Linked DNA regions of Homo sapiens: all the other regions are linked to region 3. Evidence: chromatin contacts called from ENCODE Hi-C or POLR2A ChIA-PET data. All regions are on one chromosome and are shown on one strand. The core of a region is the stretch at or near the end of the contact, and the rest is flanking DNA. Distances in the headings are between cores, read along the strand shown. Region 1 overlaps ITGA11 (integrin subunit alpha 11). Region 2 holds the start of CLN6 (CLN6 transmembrane ER protein). Region 3 has its middle 45 kb from the start of RNU6-1. Region 4 overlaps PIAS1 (protein inhibitor of activated STAT 1).

Region 1 (4,284 bases), core at 1,013-3,512, 410 kb after region 3:
CTGTCACCCAGGCTGGAGTGCAGTGGTGCCATCATGGCTTACTGTCGCCTTGATCTTCCGGGCTCAAGTGATCCTCTCACCTCAGCCTCCCAAGTAGCTGGGACTACAGGTATGTGCCACCATGCCCAGCTAATTCTTTTTATTTTGGTATTTTTTGTAGAGATGGGGTTTTGCCATGATGCCTAGGCTGGTCTTGAACTCCTGGGTTCAAGCAGTCCTCCCACCTCAGCCTCTCAAAGTGTTGGGATTACAGATGTGAGCCACCACACCTGGCCTTGGACTAGTATTTCTTCATTTGTCTTTTTTAAGTGGGGAGGTGGGAGTGGCTAACTTTTTTCATTATTACGTGTTTATTTTTCCAGATGAAGTTTGGTGTAATTTTATCATGTTAAGAGATTATTTCGTTTAGCATTGAATTAATAGATTTAGGGACATCTGTACAGTTCTGCACTTCTGAGCTTTTTTTTTTTTTTTTTTTTTATCCAAAAGAAAGCTATGTCTGGTTAGGTAAATCATACACCTGTATCCAGAGTTTTGTTTTGTTTTTTTTTTTAGGTTTTTCTTTTTAATGAAGGTCTTACAACTATTTTCCTTTTATTACCACTACGTACTTCTAAATATTAATGTTTTTACAAAAGCACTGTAATGGTTTTTTTTGTTTTTAAAGAAATAAATTTTCAGTTACTTCTTTTGGATGTCCCAGATACACTAATCGTTTGCAAGTAACAATAATATGGCATTCTCATTTCCAGCCTTCACATCTCAGGAGAGTATTAAAGGGTGGTATTGGAGCACACCCTCAGGACATGTTTGTTTTCAAATTTAGATTCTCTGTGGCCATTCCAGCCTCTATAGAGATCTGAAAAAAACATTTAGTGCCACCCTCTCATTTTATAGTTCAGGACACAAGCCCAGAAAGGCCACACAAGGACTATGTGTGTCGTAACTGAGAGTAGGCTCTGGGTCTCTTGACCCACTGAACAGTGCTCTTTCACTGTGAGATGCCAGTACTAGGGAAGCTCACCTTCAGATCTCTGCTAGGTCACTCCCTGGCTGCAATAACCTAGTGAGACTGCGGAAATCATCCAGACAGGTTTTAAAACATTTTTTTCTTTGTTTCAAGTAATGTCTGCTGTATATGACAGATCACCAAAGAAAATACTGGCAGTAGTGTATTCCTTCAGATACTTGACCTAGAAAATTTCAGTATGAGAGAGGCAAATTTTAGGTGGTTCACAAAACCTTAGCTTGTTGGCAAGTTTAGACAAAATTATATTTTCTAATTTGCCTGTGCTTTAGAAATTTGGTGTGCTCAGTCCATCAGAGGGGCGGACTGGGGTTTTGCTTTTGCCTTAATCAATGGCAAGATACTCTTGCATGTTGGCGCTTATTGAACACCTACTGTATTTCAGGCACTGCACCACAGATATGCATACAAAAATAAGAGAGACCAGTGTGGGCAACAAAGTGAGACCCCCTCTCTGCACAAAATTAAAAAAAAAATTAGCTGGGCATGGTGGTGCATGTCTGTAGTCCCAGCTACTCAAGAGGCTGAGGTGGGAGGATCACTGAAGTCCAGGAGGTCGAGGCTGCAGGGAGCTGTGATTGTGCCGCTGCACTCTAGCCTGGGTGACAGAGCAAGACCCTGTCTCAAAAATAAAAATAAGAAAGATGGACTCTGTCCTTGATAAGCTTGTTCTCCATTTAGATGCATCTATTTGAAATTTGATTTTCTGTATTTCCTCTAATTTTCCAAATAAAAAAATTTTTTGACTCTGACTTGGGCCACCTTCTGAAAACATTTCAGACACATCACTAAGTTGTTGCACATCTTTTTTAATGCAGGGCCAGGGAGATAATCCAGGAGTTTGAGACCAGCCTGGGCAACATGGCGAGACCCTGTCTCTACAAAAAATACTAAAATTAGCTGAGTGTGGTGTGTGCCTGTAGTCCCAGCTACTTGGGAAACTGAGGTGGGATTGCTTGAGCCCGGGAGGCAGAGGCTGCCGTGAGCTGTGATGGTGCCGCTGCACTCTAGCCTGGGCAACAGAGTGAGACACTGTCTCAAAACAAACCATGCAAAGCTGATTAGAAAGGGTAAGTCCCTCAAGGATAGTGCCCATCCTTTAAAAATAACTTTCTGCTTGTACTCTACTTTGGACCTGGTAAGTTTGCTAGGTACGGCTTAGCATACATCTTATTGAAAAGTTTTAGTGTCCAGGTGCAAGGCTTACAATTCCCTCCTCATGCTAAATCAGCAAGGCTCCGTTCCTGTTTCAGTTTCAGTTTTGGAACATGCTGTCCTATTTTAGCATGATGTTGAAACTAATAGAATAGACAGTGACACAAAAGCACTGTGCAGATTTTAACGTGGCCAGTTAGGCCTGGCTGTCCTTTGAGAAGAACCTAGTTGATGTTAATATTAACATAAAGATAGTAGGGGAGTTTTTTTTTTTTTTAAATTATAAGAAGGAGTGCAGGATAAAAGGCTGGAACCACATTAGCCGAAGGTAAAAGCAAAGACTGGTGTGGTGTTGAATAAAAACAGGGGACCATTCATACTAATGGCTGTATTTAAGTCACCCAAGGCACATTTGGGTGGTGAGGAGACTGCTTCGTGGTGGTGAGGCATGGGTGCAGTGAGTTGTTATGCCAGGAAAGGAGCACGATTAAGCCAGCGGTCTCCATTAGAGGCTGCTTGGCATCCTGGGATTGAAGCCAGGGGACTGACTCAAGTCTAATGTCTTATTCTCAGACAGTATTGATGCTAAAACCTTTTGAATACTGACGGAGGTAGGAATTTATCTTGTGAAGACCTCTAGGGATGGAAAGGTCCACACTGTCTCCTAGAAGCTCTTCCACATGTCCCTAGGCAGAGCTATTCCATAGTGTCTCCATTGTGTTTGCATTAGCACTTTGCCCTTTCCACCTAGATACCTGTCATGTCAAGAAACCATCACCTTCCTTAACAAAAGTAAAACCCAGAAACTCCACTGGGGTTTTTGCTGATTTTCTTTGCTGGCTGCCATCAAGATAGTCCCCAGCACAGTTGAAGGGCATCTAAAGACAGGCCTGACAGTTTAAGAAACTGACATTGAAGATTAGAGAATAGCAGAATATTATAGCTATTATGTAATATTAAATCCAGATGGCTGTTCTACAAGTTTAATGTGCTTAGAATTACCTCACAGAGCTTGGATCCATGAAGTCTGAGGAGGAACTTAGGAGTCTGTGGTCTGACTGAGGCAGTCCTGGGACCACTCTTTGAGAAGCGCAGCGCTGCAGAGATCATCTGCTTTATGAGGCACAGTGGGCTTGGGCACAACCCCCTCTTTCTTCATCTTACAGCCTGGATATTCACTTACCTGTTGATTGCAACTCTCAGCCATTAGAGTCATCTGGGGAAGTTGGAAACAAACTTGGCCCCTCTCCCAACCAATGAAATTGGGATCCATAGTGGGTAGGGCCCTTGCAGTGGTCACTTTTAAAGCTCCCGTGGTTCAAAGGTGCAGCCAGGATTGAGAAACACTGCGTTAGCATAGACTTTGCTCCCTATAAGATGCATCTTTGTTTGCTCTACCAGGCACTCTTAAGGCTCATCTTGGGTATTTATACTTCAGGGTAAATAGATTCAGAAAGGGAAACTTGATAACAAATTGAGAGGCTAAGGGCCTTGATACAACTCTCAGTTTGTCCACCTTTTGACCACTTAGTTGGTCTTGGTGTAGGTCTGGGGAAGGGTGTGAAGGACTGTGGAGTTCTGGAATAAGGGCTGCTTGCCTCTGACCGAGAGTCCAGAGGTTGCAATTCAGTGACCTCTGGGCTGCATCTGACCAGCAGGTACATTCTGTTTGGCCTGCAGTGTGGTCACAGGTGGCAGTTTTTAAAAATATGAATGCCAGCCTCTAAAAATCAGATATCCATAAGAGCATTCTCAGATCTGATGATATTTGATGGACGACTTGGTGCTAAGTCAATGAAAACTTATGAGTGTGGGTTCATTAATTCTCATTTAGCCAGGTTACCCCATTCATAAGAGTGATGACGGAAATGGAATATGATTTAGCAACATTTCCTTCTGATTCTATTAGAAGGCAATGGGTTTTGATACTCAAATTTTAGTTTCACCATTTTCACCTTTTGCTCCACATCAAGCCCTTCTAAGGCTGGGCTCGAATAACAGAATCTGGCTTGGGAAATAGCAGTCCTGGGTTTAGTTTTGGTTTTGCTGTGGGAGCCTAGGGCTCTTCCTGGTTCTGAGTGTCCTCATTTATGCAAAAACAA
Region 2 (4,615 bases), core at 99-2,598, 350 kb after region 3:
ACCTAGGACAGGAACTAGGGTGAGACAAGCAAGGCCTCCAAGGCCCAACATTTGAGGCGGCACTCACGGTCACGGCAGTGCGCCTACCCCTAAGTTTTGCAATCTAGGTCCTCAACTCGAGTCCTAGACTTGCTGCAATTAAAGGCCCTTCACAATCAGTCTGCATCCTCCTGTCACTTTCTTTTACAGCCGGAAAGCTCCAGCACCACTAAACTCCTTGCCCTTCCCCACTGTTTCCCTGGATGGAACAGCCTGTCTTCCCTGGGTCCCCTACCAAGTCCTCTGAGACTCAGCTCAAGTGCCACTTCCTCCATGAAGCCCTCCAAGATGACCGCTCACTCCCACTTGGGCTCTGTCTCTCCTGATCCCTACAGGACCGTAAGCCTCTCCCACCTTCACCCTGCCTACCCCCTTACTGCCTGGCACAGCGCTGGGCATACCACAGGCGCTTAAAGAATGCCTGCTGAATGCAGTGAATGTTTCTGGTCAGTAAAACGGGACGAAGGTAGAATGGAGCTCTGCTCGCCCAACGAGATAAACCAAAAACTGAGAAGGGCTCCTCATTCATTCTCTGGACGGCAGCTTCCGCCCTTCCCCGCTGTCTCTTCCATTACATTCGCACATTCTTGGGTGCCCCAGGTCAAGCAGACAGCCTCCTGATAAATGACAGAATCAAGTCCTACTCAGGGCTGGAGGGACCCCGAGAACGCGGAGGTGGCGCCCGGAACTTGCGGATAAGTTGGGGGTCCGAGTGACGAGGTGTGTGTACCCACCGCCCTGGGGAGCTCTCCCAGCGCAGCGGCTGTCCCGGCGCCAGCCCGGGTCGCTGGAACGCGGGAAGGGAGGAAAACCCCAAACTTCGGGCGGGCGCTCCTCCCACCCGAGCAACGGCGAAGCGGGGAGGCCGAGCCCCGCTGGGCCCCAGGCTCCCCAGACAGAGAAGGAAACGCGGGGGCACCGCCGCCACGGTAGCGCGCCTCCAAGCCCCCCGCGCTCCGCTCCGCCCCGGCCAGCGCCGCACACGAGGTTCCCGCCCGGCAGCCCTAGGAGCGTCACGTGGCGGGTCCCGAGGCCCCAGCGCACAGGCGCCTAGCCCGCCCTCTCACCCCGGCGCGCGCCCACCTGGCCTGCAGGAAGGAGGCGCCCAGCTGCGCGCCTGGGCCGCCCGTCGCTCCCAGGTGCTGCCGCCTCCGCGTCGCCTCCATGGCTGCCCCGCAGGCCCCTCGGCCCTGCCTTTCCGAGGAAGAGACCGGTTCAGCTCGGCTGCCCCGGCGGAGGCCGCCGCAAATTCCCAGCGCGGGGCGGTTCGGGGCGGGCCGGCGAGAGCGCGCGGCCCTCGGGAGGAACAGGCGGGGCTGCGGACCCGGGGCGGGGCGGAGCGGAGCGGAGCGGAGCGGAGGGAGGCGGGGCGGAGGGAGACGGGGCGGGCTCCGCTAGGGGAGGGCCGGGCGCTGCGAGTGTGGCGTCCTCGCGGGGCGGGGGCTGCTGGCCTGTCCGGGCTGCGCGCGTGACCACCAGCGGGCTGGGATGTGTTAGGGTCCCTTGCCTGCCTGGGTACGGGAATCTCTGTCTAGGGTGACTGAGGCCTGGGTGTTGGGCTGGGGCGGGGTAGCGACCTGGAGATAGACTAAGCTGATTTAAATGCTCCCCGGGGCAGAGGGTTCTGTGGGATTTCCCTTGTTCTTACGGGTGGAGGAGAGGAGGCAGGACTGGAGACCTGCACGTGTAGCACCCGCGTGGTGCAGCACGTGGGTTGCAGATGTTCTAGTGAGGGGCTGGCGGTGACAGTGGGAAGGAGCGAGTTGGTGACATCTAGAGTCGTGTGAGAGGTATGGTGACTGGGACTCTGGATGTGGGGGGTGAGGGGAGAAGAGTTCAGGCAGTGGCCGGATTCTGCCCCTGGGTGGATAGTGGAGGCACCCCCCGGGAAGTGGGCTAGAGCAGATTTCGTGTAAATAAAGATTCATCTTTGAACGCATTAAGCTTGAGGTGGGTCAGGAAGGCTGTTGGACCGGTGGTCTGAAGCTGAGGCGAGACCTGGGAACCCAGTGGACAGGCTCGTGAGTCACCGGAGCATACAAGACAGACAGAACCTAAGGGGACAGCATCCTCAAGTGAAAAACAGAACCAAAGGTCAAACCTGAGAACAGCCTGCAGGGCAGATTGCCAGGACTTCATTAGTGGTACCACTTTGAACTAGCTGTGATGCGGGCAAATGGCTCAACCCCTCACAGCTTCAGTTTACTCATCTGTAACAAGAAGATGCCTATTGCATCTACTACATTGGAGTTGTGATGACTATATGAAACTCTTAGCAGAGAGCCCAGCACTGGTGGACTAAGTTATTTACAATAGCCCGTCTCGAGACCTGAGGTTTCCCTCCACAGAAAGGTTACCTTCCACACCACTGTCAATGTCACAAACTCTCTCCTCCCCACGGTCACTGTCAGCAGCCCAGGCCGCTAACTAGAACAACTGCAACCAACTCCCATTCTCCCCACCACCCCCGTGCTACACCAGGCGCACACGACATGTGCAGGTCTCCAGTCCTGTCTCCTCTCACCCAGCCCTCAAGCCGCTGCAGAAGGGATGTGCCTCTTGGAAGGGATGTGCCTCAGATGCAAATGCAATGTGCCATTCCCCTGCCCAGTATCCTTGGTCTGCTTCCCAGACCATGAGGGGTCTGAGCTATGCCTATTTCCATTCTATTTTCTTTCCTGTCTTTCTTCTTGGGAGATGTTTATTGGATTTATTTCTTTCCCCTTTGGTCAGAACCTGCATGTCCTTTCTTGGCTGTGGGAGGCTAGGACTGCCTGCCTGGGAGTCATTTTCCATCAGCCCCATCCTGGGCTCTAGCAGCCCACAGGCCACACCTCAATCCCCCCCCTCCGCCCCTGGTCCCCTGAAGAACACATTTGCTTTAAAGCTTTCCTTGTTTCATTTGATCCACACACACCAGGTCGTAAGGAGAACAGGTGATTGTCTCTGTTTTGTAGCAGAGAAAAACCTAGGCCCTGAGCTGAAGTACTGTGCCCAAGGGTCAGCCAAGGACAGCACTCAGACGGGGCCCCAGATTTAATTCTGGTGAATCTGATCTACACATCGATCTCGGTATACACCAGAGAAGAAGGATTGAGGCTTCCCGCTCTGACCCCAATTTCTTATCCTCTGCAGGCTTTGCAAGCCTGCTGGGCTCCAGAGGGAGGGGCATGCAGTGCCCATGATGTCATCATCGATTTAATAACACTCAGAGGTGGGCTTCCAGCCATCAGAGGATGAGGCCGTGTGGAGGGAGCCTCTCTAGCTCATTTAATCCTCCAATCTCTTAAATACAAACACATCTGCCTTTTTTCTGGAGTCCGCTGCTACCCCTTGAGGGGAGGGGAGTCCAACCTGGCAGGGGGCTGGGCCTTTCTGAATGAACAAGATGAGAATTCTCCCTGTCCGGTGGGATTATCAGCCCCCTCTCTTTCCCATCCCACCAGGACACTTTAAAAACACCATCTTCATTAGCTCTTTAAATTGCATGGAAATTTGGGGGAGGAGGATAGAGTAAAGCTGAGGGGTACACATTTGCAGGATCTTGTTTGTGATTATCTGAGAACATGGGCCCTGCACATCAGAAGGGAGTCTAGTCTCAGCTCTCTGAGCTGCAATTTCAGTGGCCAGCATCAAGAAATCTTTCAGCTGAGAAGGTCCTTTGGTATTATGCATCTTGGTGGTTTTGACTTTTCTTTTAGTAGAGGTTCCCACTACTTTTCAATTATAGCTGTATCCGATATTTTTTTTTTTTTTTGAGACGGAGTCTTGCTCTGTCGCCCAGGCTGGAGTGCAATGGCACGATCTCGGCTTGCTGCAACCTCTGCCTCCCTGGTTCAAGTGATTCTCCTGCCTCACCCTCCCAAGTAGCTGGGACTACAGGCATGCACCACCACGCCTGGCTAATTTTTTATATTTTTAGTAGAGACGGGGTTTCACCATGTTAGCCAGGCTGGTCTTGATCTACTGACCTTGTGATCTGCCCGCCTTAGTCTCTCAAAGTGCTGGGATTGCAGGCGTGAGCCACTGCACCAGGCCTGTATCAGATACTTTTAAATGTATCGCCTAAGATCCGTTAGACACACCAGTCTTCCAGCTCCTTGCCACTTGTTTTGTCCAGCTGCTGTGACAACTGACTTCACCCAGGCAGAAGTCAACTGCACCTCCTCTCCCCTTGGCCCCACACCCTTGGCCTCAGAAGTGCAGGAGTGTTGGACACTCCATGGAGTGAACTTTGACCAGCAAGAGACAGGGATTAGCAAATAAATTTTTCTCTCTTCCTCTTTCTGGACAGACTGGCCTGAGTTCCGAGTTCACACAGCCACTTTAAAGAAGGTCCTGGGCCATGCGCAGTGGCTCACACCTGTAATCCCAGCACGTTGGGAGGCCAAGGTGGGTGGACCACGTGAGGTCAGGAGTTCAAGACCAGCCTGACCAACATGGTGAAACCCTGTCTCTACTAAAAATACAAAAACGAACTGGGTGTCGTGGCATGTGCCTGTAATCCCAGCTACTTGGGAGGCTGAGGCAGGAGAAATTGCATGAACCCAGGAGGCAGAGGTTGCAGTGAGCCGAG
Region 3 (4,422 bases), core at 290-2,789:
CTTACTACAGAAGATAAGAGTTTTTTTCTTTCCCATGAGGTTGAGAATATATGGAGGATGGGTTGCCCAGAAGCAGTGGCAACATTTGCATTAAAAGAAGGCAGCCTTTTAACCCGAGGAGGAGGCTGAGAATCCAATGACTTTTCTGTCATACGATTGAGGGGACAGGAGCCTAGTGATAATGGGACACGGAGCTTCGGCTGCAGAGCTCTCTTTTGTCCACAATTTAGGGCAACTGTCTTGCACTCTGCCTCCATCCTCTGGGTAGACTCAGTGGAGGAAACGTTTCCACAGGCACCAGGCAACCGGGCTCCTGGAAGCAGCAGACCCGGGAGAGGAGAGCAACTCCCCAGCTTGGTGTTAGATATCATCTGAGACTCCTTACACCCTCGCAGCTTAGAAGCTCCTCAGATTACCAGGCAAGGCAAAGTTGATTTTGACAATGTCTGGGGAAGGAAGGGCTGCTCTTCCTGGCTGGCTGGCATAATCAGACTCTGGAGGAGTCGGCCTGCCTATCAAAGGAGGTGAGAGCTAAGTTGTTGCTGCCTTTCCGCTTCAGGATGAATGGATTCCACCCCATTGAACTGGAGTGACCTGGCGCCTGGATTCTTTCATCTCTAAAATGGGAAAAATAATTGTTGCACATATATGGTGTTGAAATTATGGCCCTCAATTGGTGATAATTATCATTACTTAGTATTAATAATTATTATTTGTGAAACTTCTCCCAGAATTGCTGCATGGATTGCAATGTCCAAATAAGCTTATAATGGGGCTTCCAGACACTAGCAGTGAGGCAGTTTCTGTAGAGGTTGAGTGGCGGCTCTTCACCGACTAACTGGGTTTGCGTCCCCCGCCTTTTTGTTTTCCTTTTTTAAAATATATTTTTTAAATATCATGGAGTGTCACTATGTTGCCCAGGTTAGTGTCGAACTCCTGAGCTCAAGGGATCCTCCCACTTTGGCTTCCCAAAGTGCTGGGTTTGCATCCTGGATGGCCTCTTAGGAGCTGTGTGCCCTTGGGCAAGTTGTTTAACCTTCCTGAGCTCCTGCGTCCCTATCTTTAAAGTGAAAATAATAATAGCACGTTTTACTACTTGGAAGGAGGCTGGACCAGGTTTTCTACAGCCAGACCATCTACGCTTTCCAAAGGGCCTGGGCAGCAAGTGAGTATTAGTCTACTAAGAGTGTAATTATGTTATATTAACAGCACCTACCTCCAAAGGTTGCTGCGAGCAGAGAGCACCTCACAGTGCTTTACAGCAGTGCCCGGCTATAACCATCACAGCATTATTATTAATGTGATTAGCCTCATTTTGCAGATGAGGAAATATAGGCCCAGAGAGGTTAAGATACCCCACGCAGGGACCTGCAGCTAGTCGGTGGCAGGGATGGCGCTGGAATCCAGGGGTTCCCTCCAGAACCCCACAGCGGCCCATGCTGAAAACCAGACAACGCCCGCCCCCGCCAGAAGGCACCCTGGGAACGGAAAGCTGGCAGCCTTCCAAGTCCCAGGACGCGCTGGGGCCCAGCCCCCGCTCCGCCCTCCCCCATCCCTGGAACAAAGTACACTTCTGCCGCAGGAACATTCCAGCAAACTGAAGGCATCGCGGGCGCGGCCGCCGCCCCCGCCTCCCCACAGCTGCACGGAGCGTCCACGGCCCCAGGCCGAGCCCCACTGTGCCCCGCTTCCGACCCCGCCCGCCCTGCCGGCTCCCCGTCGCCCGCCGCGTGTGCAGACGCAATCGCACCGGAGGAATTCTCTGGTCTCTTTGCTAACCTCGGGACCCGCAGTTGCAAAGGCTGAGGGACGGGGTGGGCGGAGCAGACGCTGAGGACTGCGGTGCCCTTAGGGGCACGGAGTCGCTTGGCAGCAACCGCTCCTGGGCCCGCTGGTCCCCGGTCCTGGGCAGCCCCCACTGCCCCACTTTACTCCTTTACAGGATAAAGGCATGCTGTTGTTAATAACAAGTAGAACTAGGAGAAAGATCTCTATTAATCCCACCAGGCTGAGACAACTGCTATTAATTCTGGTTATGTCCTTCCTGACTTTTTGTGTACACAAAAAACACAGATGTACATTAACACGAAATATCCTGCGATGATACTGTTTGTTTCTAAATTAACGAACTTTAGTTGTTAGAGCAGTTTTCAGTTAACAGAAATTTGGGAAGCTAGTGCAGCGTTCCCATATAACCTCCCACCGCTCCCTCAGTTTCCCCTGTTATTAATATCTTGCATTTGTCACAATTGATAAACCAGTATTGATATATTAGTATTCACTACATTTCATGGCTTATATTAAGGCTCACTCTTTGTGGCGTGAAGTTCTTTGCGTTTTGACAAATGCATAATGTCGCATATCCACCATTACAGTATCATACAGAACAATTGGCCCAAAAAATCCCCTGTGATCCCCTTGTTCACCTCTCACCCTCTAATCCCATGCAGTCACTGATCTTTTTACTGTTTCTATGGTTTGGCCTTTTCCAGAATGTCATATAGTCGGAATCGTATAGTCTGTTGCCTTTTCAGGCTGGCTTCCTTCACAAAACAATATGCCTCTTAAGATTCCTTCATGTCTTTTTGTGGCTTGATGGCTCATTTCTTATTTATAGCTGAATAATATTCCATAGTACTGACGTACCACAATTTGTTTATCCATTCACCTTTTCAATTGCCTCCAGTTTTTGGCAATTATGCAAAAGATGCTATAAACATTTGTGTGCAGGTTTATTTTACTGCTTTCTGGCTTGCTTTTAAAAATTATTTCAGTCCAGGTGAGGTATGGAGTAAAGAAACAAACAAACAAGTCATGAATGTCATTCAATATAAATGTAGATCTATATCATCATTTTAATGGCTACATAAGATACTATCAGAGTTTATTTAACCAGCCCCAGTTGTACAACATAGATTGCTGTCTTCTTTGATTCTGACCTCATAAACCTGTAACAACTTGGTCTACACTTGATAGTATCTTGTAGTTGTTAAGGCTTAGTTGCTTGTGTCCTGTGTTCAAATCCCAGCCACTCCACTTAATTACTTGGTGTCCCTGGATAAAGTATTTAATTCCTTATGAGTCAGTTTCCTCTTTGTGAAGTGGGAATAATAATGGCACTTATTGTGAGGATTACATGAGCTGATACATGTAAGATGTTTAGAACAGTTTAGAACCTAGAGCAATACAAACTCATAATAAAATTTAGCTCTTTTTATTATTTATTTATTTTTTTAGAGACAGGATCTCACTCTTTTGCCCAGGCTGGAGTGCAGTGGGGCAATCATGGTTCCCTGCAACCTCAACCTCAAGCAATCGTCCTGCCTCAGCATCCTGCATACAGGTGCACACCACCACGCCTGGGGGTTTCGCCGTGTTCCCCAGGCTGGTCTTTAACTCCTGAGCTTAACAAAATGATCCACCCACCTCAGCCTCCCAAAGTGCTGGGATTATAGGCATGAGCCCCTGTGCCCAGCTAAATTTTTATTTTTATTTATTTATTTATTTATTTGAGACGGAGTTTTGCTCTTGTCGCTCAAGCTGGAGTGCAGTGGCGCGATCTTGGCTCACTGCAACCTCTGCCTCCTAGGTTCAAATGATTCTCCTGCCTCAGCCTCCTGAGTAGCTGGGACTACAGGGGCGTGCCATCACGCCTGGCTAATTTTTGTATTTTTCGTAGAGGTGGGGTTTAGCCAAGATGTTAGCCAAGATGTTCTGGATCTCCTGACCTTGTGATCCACCCGCCTCAGCCTCCCAAAGTGCTAGGATTGCAGGTGTGAGTCACTGTCCTCAGCCTATTTATTTTATTTTATTTATTGTTTTTGGAGACAGAGTTTCACTCTGTTGCCCAGGCTATAGTGCAGTGGTGCAATCTTGGCTCACTGCAACCTCCACCTCCTGGGCTCAAGTGGTTCTCATGCCTCAGCCTCCTGGAGTAGCTGGGATTACAGGTGTGTGCCACCACACCCAGCTAATTTTTTGTATTTTTAGTAGAGATGGGGTTTTGCCACGTTGCCCAAGCTGGTCTCGAACTGCTGAGCTCAGGCAATCTGCTGGCCTCGGCCTCCCAAAGTGCTAGGATTACAGGTGTGAGCCACAATGCCCGGCCTTTTTATTTTTTATTAGAGACAAGTCCTCACTGTATTGCCTAGGCTGATCTTGAACTCCTGGGCTCAAGGGATCCTCCCACCTTGGCCTCCCAAAGTGCTGGAATTACAGGCATGAGCCACTGCACTTAGCGCTCTTATTTATTGTCTATTGAGCATCTACTTTGTGTCCTGAGCTAGGCTTGGGGAAGTTATCAAATACTAAATCCTATGTATAGTTTTTTTAATTAAAAAAATATTAATTTATAGAGACAAGGTCTCACTATGTTGCCCAGATTGGTCTTGAACTCCCGAGCTCAAGCAATCCTCTTGCCTT
Region 4 (4,493 bases), core at 1,460-3,959, 270 kb after region 3:
TTTTCCTCCCTCTCAGAAAATGTGTAGCATGTAAACACAGATAGCTTTCCGAACTTTAAATAAAAATATGACCTTCCAGAGAGTATTGTAGTATATTTTCTGTCAAAAGAGGGGAGTGCATTAAGTTCCATGTCTTAATATTCCCACCCTTTCCCTTTGGTTTCTAGTGTCTGCTCTGTCATCAAGCAGTTGCCTAATCATGAGCAGATTGCATAATCTTTTTGTGCCTCAGTTTCATCAGCCCTTCACTTAGAAAAATACCTATCCTACCTGTGTCTTAATAGGCCTTGTGCAAAGTTTAAATGAAGTAGGCAGCGTATGTTAAGAATGCTTTGAAAAATGTGTGTAGCTATAAAATACAAGATGGCAGCAATTATTTTTCCTTTTACTTCTTTTCAAGTCTCTTGATCTTCCTCTTGATCCCAGCACCAAATAGAAACTGATCCTTCTCATTTAGATCTCCTTCCTACCCTTCGTGAACCTCAGCCGTCTTTTCTTTCTCTTACCCAACCATGTACCCTTCACTTAGTCTTAGCTTGTTGATTAACTGTTTTTTTTTGGTTTTGGCTTTTCTTTTTTTTTTTTTTTTTGGTCCCCTTCTACCTCTGTCATCTCTGGGTAGTCTGTCTGCTGGTAATGGATATTCATCTGTTCATTTGCCAAACCAGCAGCTTCTGTTTGAAAACCTTCTTTAATATTCCCTCTGCTTGTTGTGATAATGGCCCAAGTATAATCTTTTCAAGAGCTACTTGAAGGCATAGAGAAAGGTTAAAAGGTATAAATTAGGAAGCCCATCTCATTTGTCATTTAAAAAAAATAGATACTATTTTAGATATATCTGTTACCTACTAAATATGGTTTATAGCTTTGACATCTTATTGTCTTTGGCTTATACTTAGTCTTAACAGTATTCTTTCATGTAAGTGCCTTAAATTCATTAGCTTCAAGTATAGGTAATATTAAATCCAAGACAGACCTGGGTTTAAATTCTAGGTTTGTTACTTGAAAATTGCAAAATTAGGGCAAGTTCTTTTACTTCTCTGTACTTCAGTATCCTCATCCATAAAAACAGGTTTATGATCATCTCGGCAGCTTTTTGGTCAGGATTAAATGAATTACTGTTCATGAAAACACCTAAGACTGCTTGACACACAGTAGGTGTTTTAAGAAGTGTTAGTTTTCTTTCCCTATCATGGTGAGATTAAAATAGATGTACTATTTACTTACATATGTTGTTTGTTTTCTACTTCTTTTTTTTTCCAGAACTATTCCATGGCAGTATATCTTGTAAAACAGTTGTCCTCAACAGTTCTTCTTCAGAGGTTACGAGCAAAGGGAATAAGGAATCCGGATCATTCTAGAGCTTTAAGTACGTATGATAAACTTATTTCACTTATTCAGCTATTTTGTTAAAGGTTAGAGTAGTATTTTCTCAACTCAAGAAATTTTAGAATTTGTTTATTCACTGGAGCCTGTTGTGTAGTTCTTAGAGTAGTTCTGATATCTTTGTCATGAGCTATATTTTATAATCTATATTTTACTAATCTTAAAATTAACTTTGTGAAGTCAGTGCACAAACATGGAAGAATATTATTCTACAACTTCATAAAATCAATGTTTAAGGAATTCTGGGAAATGGGAAGGGCATCTTGGCATAAATTTCAAGAAAGTTATTTTAGATTGGTGGTTTATCCAGGAAAAATGTACAGAATTATATCATGGCCTCACCCCCTGCATTTACAAAGTGAAGAGAGCCAGTGGGGTGGTAGAAATAATAATTCTGCCATTAATCAATTATATGACTGTGGACAAGTAACGCTGCTCCTGAGTTTCATCTTCCTCATCTGTAACAAGAAGTTTATGCCGTCTGATTTCTAATGCTTCTGCGAAGTCTGGGTTCATACGTGTGAATTACTGGATGGTTTGTTTTGATACGTTGAATTTGAGATTCAAGGTCTTCAAATGGGGCTGTGCTGACCTCTGTTTTTAAGGGTTAAGGTCAGAGGGTTTGGCCTTTCCAAAGAGGTGAACTAAGTTCTTCGTTTATTCTTTTATTTGTGAGAGCCGGGGGCTGCGTGGATTTAGGAGTGAGGGCTGGGGACTTAGAAACAAAACTTTTATAGGCAGGTGTTAGATAGCTATCCTTTAAGGACTTTTGATGTGAACTGATTAATGAAGCCCATTATCAGATTTGTACTTAGGAACACTCTGGTGGAAAGAACTAAGATAATAGCAGCTTTCCTTTTGTAGCATAGCTATTACCCCTTTCTGTAACTTATTTCTGTGGCAGAGTAAAAGATCCCACTACCCCTGAATATCAATATACCCTTAATAGTTCATTGAAGAATTTTTCTGTATTAAAATGGTCCTTTAAAAATGCAGCTAATCCTGAATCAATGGGAGCACACTTTGGCTAATGCCTCTGTAGGCATGCATTGACAGATGATGGAGACCTAGAAGGGCAGCACTGATTTGGGATCTGCGGGAGTGGTGGCACCATTTGGCAGGGATAAGAAGATGGTAGGGATCCTGAAAGAAAAGACAGACATCTGCCTTGAAGGAGAGTATAAGATAACTTGTCTTCTATCACAATCTTGCTGAAGTTATTCCTGGTCATTCTACTGAGAATCTTCGTATTTGCCTCACAATACTAGAATCTCAGCCAGTCAGAAAGCAAAGAATTATGTGAGCCTGTATGGAAGAGGGAATACCAAGAAATAAGGCAGATGAAGTTATTTTATTTAATAGTAACAGCAACAACAACAATAAGGCCAACTGTCTTTGCTCAAGCTGTTAACTCTTCTCCGCTTGTAGCTATAGCACCACCTGGAGGGAGAGTGGGAACGTGAGTCTGGAATTGAATTATTTTATTTTCTCCGAGAAACCACTATTAGCTACCATTAAGCAGCAAAAACTGTTTAATTCAAAAGCTATTTCTAGTCTGATATACTGATGGATGTGGAGAATAATTGTACACTGGATGAGATTTTTGTGGAAATTGATACCTTACCTTACTTATTGGCCAGGGAAGCCAATGGAATATTAATTTGGATCCCACCAGTAAGAAATTTGTTGTAATTTACTAAAAAACAGGTTATCTACCTTTACCTGTATGCTGCCTGTAAAAAAAAAAAAAAAAAAAAAAACCAAAAACTTTCCCAACAAATTATGTAATTAAAATTCTGTTTACAATAACTTGACAAAAGGAAATGTCAGGTATTTTAAAAGAGTCAAATCAGTTACAAATATGTTCTTTGTAAGTCATTCTTAATAAAATAAGTACTTCTAGCAAAGTTTTAGTAGTCAAGCCAGACACTCTTATGTTCTTGAAAGAATAAAGTTGGTATTATTTAGACTTTTCACAGAGAACTCCATTCTCTGAATCATTTGATTTAGTAGGATTTTGTCTTGCAGTTTCTGCCTTTGTGTAGAGTTGTCCCCTCACAACTATGAAAAACAGTCTTTTACCAACTCTTAATCAAGTTTCTTTCTCCTCTTCCTTCTCCCTTCAGCAGTTATTTCAAGCCTTAGCCATAATCTAATCAAACACTATCCCCCTCTCTCAGCACTCTGCCAATGCATGAAAATTGGGGCTACAAGACATGAATTACCTAAACCACCCATTTCTTCCTTAATCTCAGTGCCACCATAATTACTTTTTTAGCTTATCTACATTTGTGCCCAGTCCTCGCTTTATTTTGTTCAGTGTCAAGAGGAAATCTCCCTTTCCCTGCTTATTCATTTATTCTTTTCATTCAAGAAATTGTGTTAAGAGTCTACTGTGTTCCAGGAACAGGAGAATATAACATTAAACAAGACACATACCATCTCTGCATCCCCCAGAAGTTTGCAGTCTGGTAAGAAAGACAGGCATTAAATAATTGCACAAGTCATTAATGAGTTAAAGTTTTGACATGTGCCTTGAAGAAGATAGACAGGGAACTCTGTAGAGGTACAATAGGGGAACGTAGTCCTCTCTGATACTGTGATACTTAAGGCAAGATTATAAGTATGAGGAGAAGTTAAGCTCCAAGATGGGAACAGAGTATGCCAGGAGAAAAGGCCAGTGCAGCTGGAATAGAGAGAGCCAAGAAGGGCTGGGTGCAGTGGCTCACCCTTGTAATCCCAGCACATTGGAAGGCCGAGGCGGGTAGATCACTTGAGTGAGGTCAGGAGTTCAGACCAGCCTGACCAACATGGTGAAACCCTGTCTCTACTAAAAATACAAAAAAATTATCCTGGCATGGTGGCATGTGCCTGTAGTCCCAGCTACTCGGAAGGCTGAGGCACGAGAATCGCTTGAACCCGGGAGGCAGAAGTTGCAGTGAGCTGAGATCGCACCACTGCACTCCAGCTTGGGCAACAGAGAGAGACACTGTCTTTAAAAAAAAAAAAAAAAAAAGAGAGAGAGAGAGAGAGCGCCAAGAAGGAGGGTGACCAGAGAGTTGGACAGGTATAAGTTGACATAGACGATATGAAGATAGATGATAGAA

What was found. Hi-C counts contacts between places; a loop is a spot of excess contacts on that map. ChIA-PET counts read pairs that join two places held with the same protein, here RNA polymerase II (POLR2A). Pooled maps may share reads with other maps.
Region 1: a map of naive thymus-derived CD4-positive, alpha-beta T cell shows a loop between it and region 3 (3-fold over the local background). The contact joins two enhancer-like sites. A Hi-C loop is called at or near these places in 1 of 168 maps with a recorded cell type or tissue (naive thymus-derived CD4-positive, alpha-beta T cell). POLR2A ChIA-PET finds 5 or more read pairs at or near these places in 2 of 52 experiments (Panc1 and activated CD4-positive, alpha-beta T cell).
Region 2: a loop to region 3 is called in a pooled map, with 2.5 times the contacts of the local background. The contact joins the promoter of CLN6 here to the enhancer-like site in region 3. A Hi-C loop is called at or near these places in 4 of 50 pooled maps. POLR2A ChIA-PET finds 5 or more read pairs at or near these places in 4 of 52 experiments (B cell, HCT116, MCF 10A and 1 more).
Region 4: a loop to region 3 is called in a map of GM11168, with 2.0 times the contacts of the local background. The contact joins two enhancer-like sites. A Hi-C loop is called at or near these places in 2 of 168 maps with a recorded cell type or tissue (GM11168 and ovary), 1 of 37 single-sample maps with no recorded cell type and 3 of 50 pooled maps. POLR2A ChIA-PET finds 5 or more read pairs at or near these places in 4 of 52 experiments (H1, HCT116, HepG2 and 1 more).

The regions. Positions count from the first base shown.
Region 1 is chr15:68,296,974-68,301,257 of GRCh38, forward strand. ITGA11 (integrin subunit alpha 11) reads right to left here. Exons shown (of 30, transcript NM_001004439.2): 30 at 1-4,284. Among named protein-coding and RNA genes, the nearest start is that of FEM1B, 21 kb to the left of the region's middle. Within about 2 kb of position 2,263, at least 14 of the 41 ENCODE cell types and tissues checked have a DNase peak (open chromatin) inside an H3K27ac peak, as active enhancers do.
Region 2 is chr15:68,228,380-68,232,994 of GRCh38, forward strand. It overlaps CLN6 (CLN6 transmembrane ER protein), which reads right to left and starts at 1,349. Exons shown (of 7, transcript NM_017882.3): 1 at 1,123-1,349. The coding sequence starts at 1,205. RefSeq lists enhancers at 634-703, 734-813, 2,044-2,093 and silencers at 854-1,443, 1,213-1,392.
Region 3 is chr15:67,883,177-67,887,598 of GRCh38, forward strand. No RefSeq gene overlaps it. Among named protein-coding and RNA genes, the nearest start is that of RNU6-1, 45 kb to the left of the region's middle. Within about 2 kb of position 1,540, at least 26 of the 41 ENCODE cell types and tissues checked have a DNase peak (open chromatin) inside an H3K27ac peak, as active enhancers do.
Region 4 is chr15:68,152,327-68,156,819 of GRCh38, forward strand. PIAS1 (protein inhibitor of activated STAT 1) reads left to right here. Exons shown (of 14, transcript NM_016166.3): 7 at 1,264-1,369. Among named protein-coding and RNA genes, the nearest start is that of CALML4, 51 kb to the right of the region's middle. Within about 2 kb of position 2,710, at least 2 of the 41 ENCODE cell types and tissues checked have a DNase peak (open chromatin) inside an H3K27ac peak, as active enhancers do.